2 separate regions of the Mus musculus genome follow, and region 2 is linked to region 1. Evidence: chromatin loops called from intact Hi-C (ENCODE). Cell type or tissue: left cerebral cortex. All regions are shown on one strand. Links, peaks and the distances in the headings refer to the core of each region. The heading gives the core; the rest is flanking DNA.

Evidence for each region. A loop is a pair of places that touch in the nucleus more often than their neighbours do. Peaks named below come from ENCODE experiments on the same cell type or tissue, not always from the same donor. Only the 100,000 strongest peaks of a DNase experiment are listed, where the experiment ranks them.
Region 2: a loop joins it to region 1, with 9 times the contacts of the local background. A loop is called at or near these places in 21 of 42 quality-filtered maps.

What each region holds. Positions count from the first base shown.
Region 1 is chr15:94,722,371-94,725,287 of GRCm38, reverse strand. All of the region lies in intron 3 of Tmem117 (transmembrane protein 117), which reads right to left. Among named protein-coding and RNA genes, the nearest start is that of Gm25546, 42 kb to the right of the region's middle. In left cerebral cortex, for the core only: a CTCF peak has its summit at 2,347 (motif pointing left); DNase peaks (open chromatin) are centred at 1,680 and 2,339.
Region 2 is chr15:95,568,357-95,571,273 of GRCm38, reverse strand. No RefSeq gene overlaps it. Among named protein-coding and RNA genes, the nearest start is that of Gm31551, 30 kb to the left of the region's middle. In left cerebral cortex, for the core only: no CTCF peak of the experiment used is centred there; a DNase peak (open chromatin) is centred at 1,476.

The DNA of each region.
Region 1 (2,917 bases), core at 257-2,756:
AACTTAGAAAAGCAAATTCTGCCTAAAGCGAAAGTTCTCCCTTAGTTTTTTTTCATTATGGCATGACTTGGCCTCAGGTGAAAGTTGTACCTGCACCTCTACCTGCACCTGCACCTGCACTTGCAACTCTACCTGCACCTGCACCTGCACCTCTACCTGCACCTGCACCTGCAACTCAACCTGCACCTGCACCTGCACTTGCAACTCTACCTGCACCTGCACCTGCACCTCTACCTGAACCTGCACCTCTACCTGCACCTGCACCTGCACCTCTACCTGAACCTGCACCTCTACCTGCACCTGCACCTCTACCTGCACCTCTACCTGCACCACACCTCTACCTGCACCTGCACCTCTACTTGCACCTGCACCTCTACCTGCACCTGCACCTATACCTCTACCTGCATCTGCACCTCTACCTGCACCTGCACCTACACCTGCACCTCTACCTGCACCGCACCTCTACCTGCACCTGCACCTCTACCTGCACCACACCTCTACCTGCACCTGCACCTGCACCTGCACCTCTACCTGCACCACACCTCTACCTGCACCTCTACCTGCACCTGCACCTGCACCTGCACCTCTACCTGCACCTCTACCTGCACCACACCTCTACCTGCACCTGCACCTCTACTTGCACCTGCATCTCTACCTGCACCTGCACCTATACCTCTACCTGCATCTGCACCTCTACCTGCACCTGCACCTACACCTGCACCACACCTCTACCTGCACCTGCACCTGCACCTGCACCTCTACCTGCACCACACCTCTACCTGCACCTCTACCTGCACCTGCATCTGCACCTGCACCTCCACCTGCACCTGCACCTCTGTGGCGAGAAACTGAAGCTGTGAGGTAGAGTCATAGGTAAGATGAGCGATGTACTAGAGGTTAGGTCCCCATGTAGTTCCTCACCAAAGCATCTCAGGAAGGAGGCAAAGAGGGGGGAGGGGCTATCCCACCTCCACTGTGCCAGAACTTCTGGGTATACCTTACACATGAAGACTTTCCAAATCATCACGTCACAGCCTTTCCCCCCTCAGCTCTTCTCTATGCTCTATTTAATCCCTATTTATATACTAGTACATATTTTTTAAACTACCTAAAAAATGCAAAAAAATAAAATCTGAAGATTTTTTTTTTGTGATCAACTCTACACACACCAGCTTAGCAGCCTGCCCTACACAGTACCCTGTGAGGAAAGTGGTCTTGTTCACAGTGAGCGTTTGATGAGAGTGGGTGTCTGGTTTTCCCAGTGGTAAGCACAGTATTTGTTTTCCTAAGGCTGGACTAAGTCTATAAACATGCAGACATACTTGCATGCCTGTGTTTGTAGATATTGTCATAGGAAAACATGCGGACATGTTTGCATGCTTGTGTTTGTAGATATTGTCATAGGAGCCTGTACCGGGTCATAACAAAGGCCAAGCACACCACACAAAGGAACTTACGGTAGAGTTTGCTATGTAAATTTCACCGAAAAGTTCCCCGGGGGCTGGGAGATGGTTCAGGGAATGCCCACACTGCTTTTACAGGGAGTCTGATTCAGTTTCCAACACTCATAGGCAGACTCACGGTAACTCCACATCCAGGGAGCTAACAGCAAGGTGCACTCTTGTAGACATGCACACAAAAATTATACAGGCCAGAGCAGAATTCCTCTTGTGATGCTGTCACTACTAGAAATGACAAGGAGGCTACCCCCACACATACTTCAACCATGTGAACGCCTACACAATAACAATATAAATAGACATTCTAACACAAGAGGAAAACCTCAGAGGATCCCACGCCCAGGTAAAAAAAGTTTACCAGAGTTCCAGGTAAAAAAGGAATGCTGAGGGAGAGAATTAGCCTATCGCAGGGGTCAGCATCCTAACTGGATATCCAATACCAAGTGGTGTCACCCCTAAATTCATACACACAAGCAACACTAAACAGACTCAGCCTAAGAAAATGAGACCATCAGTTTGAGGAGCGAGGGCATAGAAGGGGTTGAAAGGAGGGAATGGAGGGGTTAGTGGTATAACTATATTTTAATTTAAATAATTTTAATTAAGAAAATTTCTCGGACAATAAAACAGACAAAAATATCAACATCATGTTTCAGAAACTCAGGAAAGGGCATATTTCTCCTTTTTGTGTGGTTGTTTCTCAGCTGTTAGAAGCGCCTTGTGAGTGTACATCAGCTGTGGGGACGCTGGGTGATATGCACTTTGGACATAGTCTCCCCAATTTCTTCCAACCATTCCTCTTCTTGCTTTTCCTGGGAGGAAAATACCAGTCTTACTTCCTTTAACAACCAGCACTGAAAACATGTCTTTTGCTGCCCTCCCGTGGCTCTTTTTGGTATAGAATTCTGTTGCTAAGATGGTCTTCAAAAAGACACTTTTTAAAGAGTGTTGGAGGGATGGTGAAGATATTTTCCTTATCTGTAGGCTGCTGTTTTGTCCCGATCACAGTGTCCTTTGATTTATGGAAGCTTTTCAGTCTCATGAGGTCCCATATATCAATTGTCGATCTTAGTGCCTGAGCCATCCGTGTTATGTTCAAGAAGTTGTCGCCTGTACCAATGTGTTGAAGGCTATTCCCCACTTTCTGTTCTATTAGATTCAGTGTATCTGGTTTTATGTTGAGGTCTTTGATCCACTTGGACTTGACCTTTGTGCAGGGTGATAAATCACTTTGCATTCTTCTGTATGCAGACTTCCAGTTAGACCAGCACCATTTGTTGAAGATGCTTTTTTTTCCATTGTATGGTTTTGCCTTCTTTGTCAAAAAACCAAGTGTCTGTAGGTGTGTGGGATTACTTTTGAGTCTTCAGTTATATTCTATTGATCAACCTGTTCCTATACCAATACCACACAGTTTTTATCACTATCATTCTAAAGTATAACTTGAAGTCAGACAT
Region 2 (2,917 bases), core at 219-2,718, 850 kb before region 1:
GTTATAGGTGGTTGTGAGCTTCTATGTGGGTGTTGAGAACTGAACCCTGGTTCTTTGAAAGAGCAGCAAATGGTCTTAGTCACTGGGTCACACCTCCATGACTTCTTCACCCCCAGTTTTGGATTTTGTTTGTAATAAGAACTGAGAGAAAGTCTTAATGATACATGTAACTGTCCTGCTATAGAAATGTGTGTCCTCAAATTGTGGATCGAGGACTTTGGCACAACTTAGCCAAAATGTTCTCTTTCTTCTCTGTGTGCATAGAGATATCATATCATCTCCTCTTTGAAATCCATTTCTGAAAGTGTTTCATTAAAGCATAAATATCTGGTTTTGGTCACAAATTAAAGACAGTGATTTCCCCAAAGTACATTTTGAAAAGCAAAAAGCAAATATGGTAAACTCCAAGAGGAGATAAAATATATTCATGGCCTATTTTTAGAAAATTTTGATCTCCAAACTCTTTCTTACACACTGAATTTTCTGGAACAGTTGGAGCTAAATCTCTATCTTGTGATAAGGTATTAGGAGTCTGCAGTTTTCCCTCAAGGTTTGTGATACTGTGAGCTAAGGAGAATTGCAGATAGACCCATCAGAGAAAAAGTTTACATTACTACAAGATAAATGGATATCCTTAATGTGACCTCCTACAGTGACAAAGGGAAAGAATGTTCTGGGTTCTGAATTGAAATCCACAGGTGTAAGGTCCGGGATGTCTGACAAGTAAGGGGTCAGCACAGCCCCTCTCCCTCTGGAATCTCTGGGGTGGGGGACACAGCTTCCTTGCTTTCTACCTTTTGGTCTTTGTTAGCCTCCTTTGAGAGATATTTGGACAGTCGATCAGTGTCTCCTCTTAACGGGAACTAGCTTAAATGGAATAAGGTTTTTGTTATGATGATAAACAATTTCTAACTTGATACAGTGTTCACACCCAAGGATGAAAAGATGAATCATTACATTGCAATGGCAAATAGTGGCTTGAACTAAACAACATTGTAACAGTTATATAATTACCCATATTACGATGTGTTGCAGACAAGAATGTTTTTGACCTTGTTTCCCTATCTTTGGGAAAAAAAAAAACCTAGTAAGCGGCATATTAAGATACCAGAAATCCCCAAATTTGCACACTTTTATACGATTAGCATGATATTAAGTTTATAAGTGACAATGAAAATACATGAGAATATTTATGTTGTGATTTATTCAACCACTAATCAGTGGTTGAATCTGAGATGATGAAAGAGAACACAATTGGAGTATTTTAGGAAAGAAGACGATAATGATTGGTTATGCATACGTTTTTGTTTTGCACACAATAATAAAAGGGCTTAAAATATGTCATTCTTCTGAATGAGGTAGATTTTAGATCTCATAAACAGTTCCCAATATCAGCTGTCTCAGAAGCAGTTTTTGGAAAGAAAATGGTGTTGTTGCCTCCTGTGTGTGTTTTCACACTCCTGGGACCTGAGCACAGCTCTGTGAATTACTCATGCTATTGAGTCATTGCTGTCTCTTGCCTCTCTTTAAGTTCCAACCGCTTCAATTCCCCAAACACAAAGCCGAATAGGGAGAGGAGAGTCAGGGTCGGGGAAGGCAACAGGATTTTTATCTTGTGACAGTGACCTTCATCGGGTTTCTTTGTATGTATATAAAGGAAGCTTGGATGCTATAAGGCACATGGATGTCTTCTGTGAGGAGTGTTCATTCAAAACGTGAAACTGACAAATGGGAAGCAAACCTGCCAAATGATTCCCCTGTTGTAGGTTTATCATTGATACACACATGTGAATCCAGTTAAAAATCTTTTTAAAGATTTATTTTTATTTATATGAGTATACTAGAGCTGTCTTCAGACACACCAGAAGAGGACATCAGATCTCATTACAGATGGTTGTGAGCCACCATGTGGTTGGTGGGATTTGAACTCAGGACCTCTGGAAGAGCAGTCAGTGCTCTAAACCGCTGAGCCAACAGAGAGGAGAAGGTCAAGGAAGTCTGAGCAGAGGTCATGCAGAGGCGTGAGGTTAAGGACACAGCACTGCACACCGTTCAGGATCTTCCTTGCCCAGCATCTTGTTTCTTGTCTCCGTCCATCAGTGCTGGAGACTTCCGTCTCTGCTGACAGAACTGGGGTTCCTTAGATTTGCGTCCTAGCTGCTCCCCAGACTCACATTTGCCTGTGACCTGCCTTCTCAGCACCAGGGAGTGGTGTTTTGTTGGCCCTGTGGCTCAGCATGATGAACAGGACCTCTTAACCTTCCCCTACTTGGTTACTTTCTAATTCCTCAGGGAGAGAAAGGCTACCTAACAGCGCACAAGTCTGGCCCTCCTCTTTCACTTTCCCACACGTTTTCATTTTTGACTAAAGCCTTTGAATTTGCCACCCCCTTTCCATAGCCAGTTCCCTTGTCTGAGTCAGCTCCATCTCTTCCAGTCTTCCGTAATGACCTCTGCGTAACTCCTTTGGCCCGCCAAATATGTGTCAGTATGTAAGCAGGCAGCATACAGAAGAAATTTGTAGTAGATATGAACATTCCCTTTCTTTCTTAAAACTCTGCAGAGGTTTCCCATTCTTTAGTTGAAGGTGCACACTCTGGACTGCAGCCCATGCTGTGGTGTGGTCCTGTCTTCTTTCAGAATCCTCTTGATTGCCTCCTGTCACTCTGTGGGCCCCAGACATCTGAGCTATGGATTTACACTTGTGCCACAGGCCCTTCCTATTTGCTACTGTCTTTGTACAAAGTGTTCCTCTATGTCTATCTTTGAGTGAAGTCCACTACCCACTAGGGATCAGTTAACTCCTAGTCATTGCTCCGGTGAGTCATCATTTATGACTTTGACCTTTTATTAAAGGTCATGTCTCTTTAACGAATGCTCTTCATTCTGCATCCCTTTTCTTTTAGCCATTCATCCA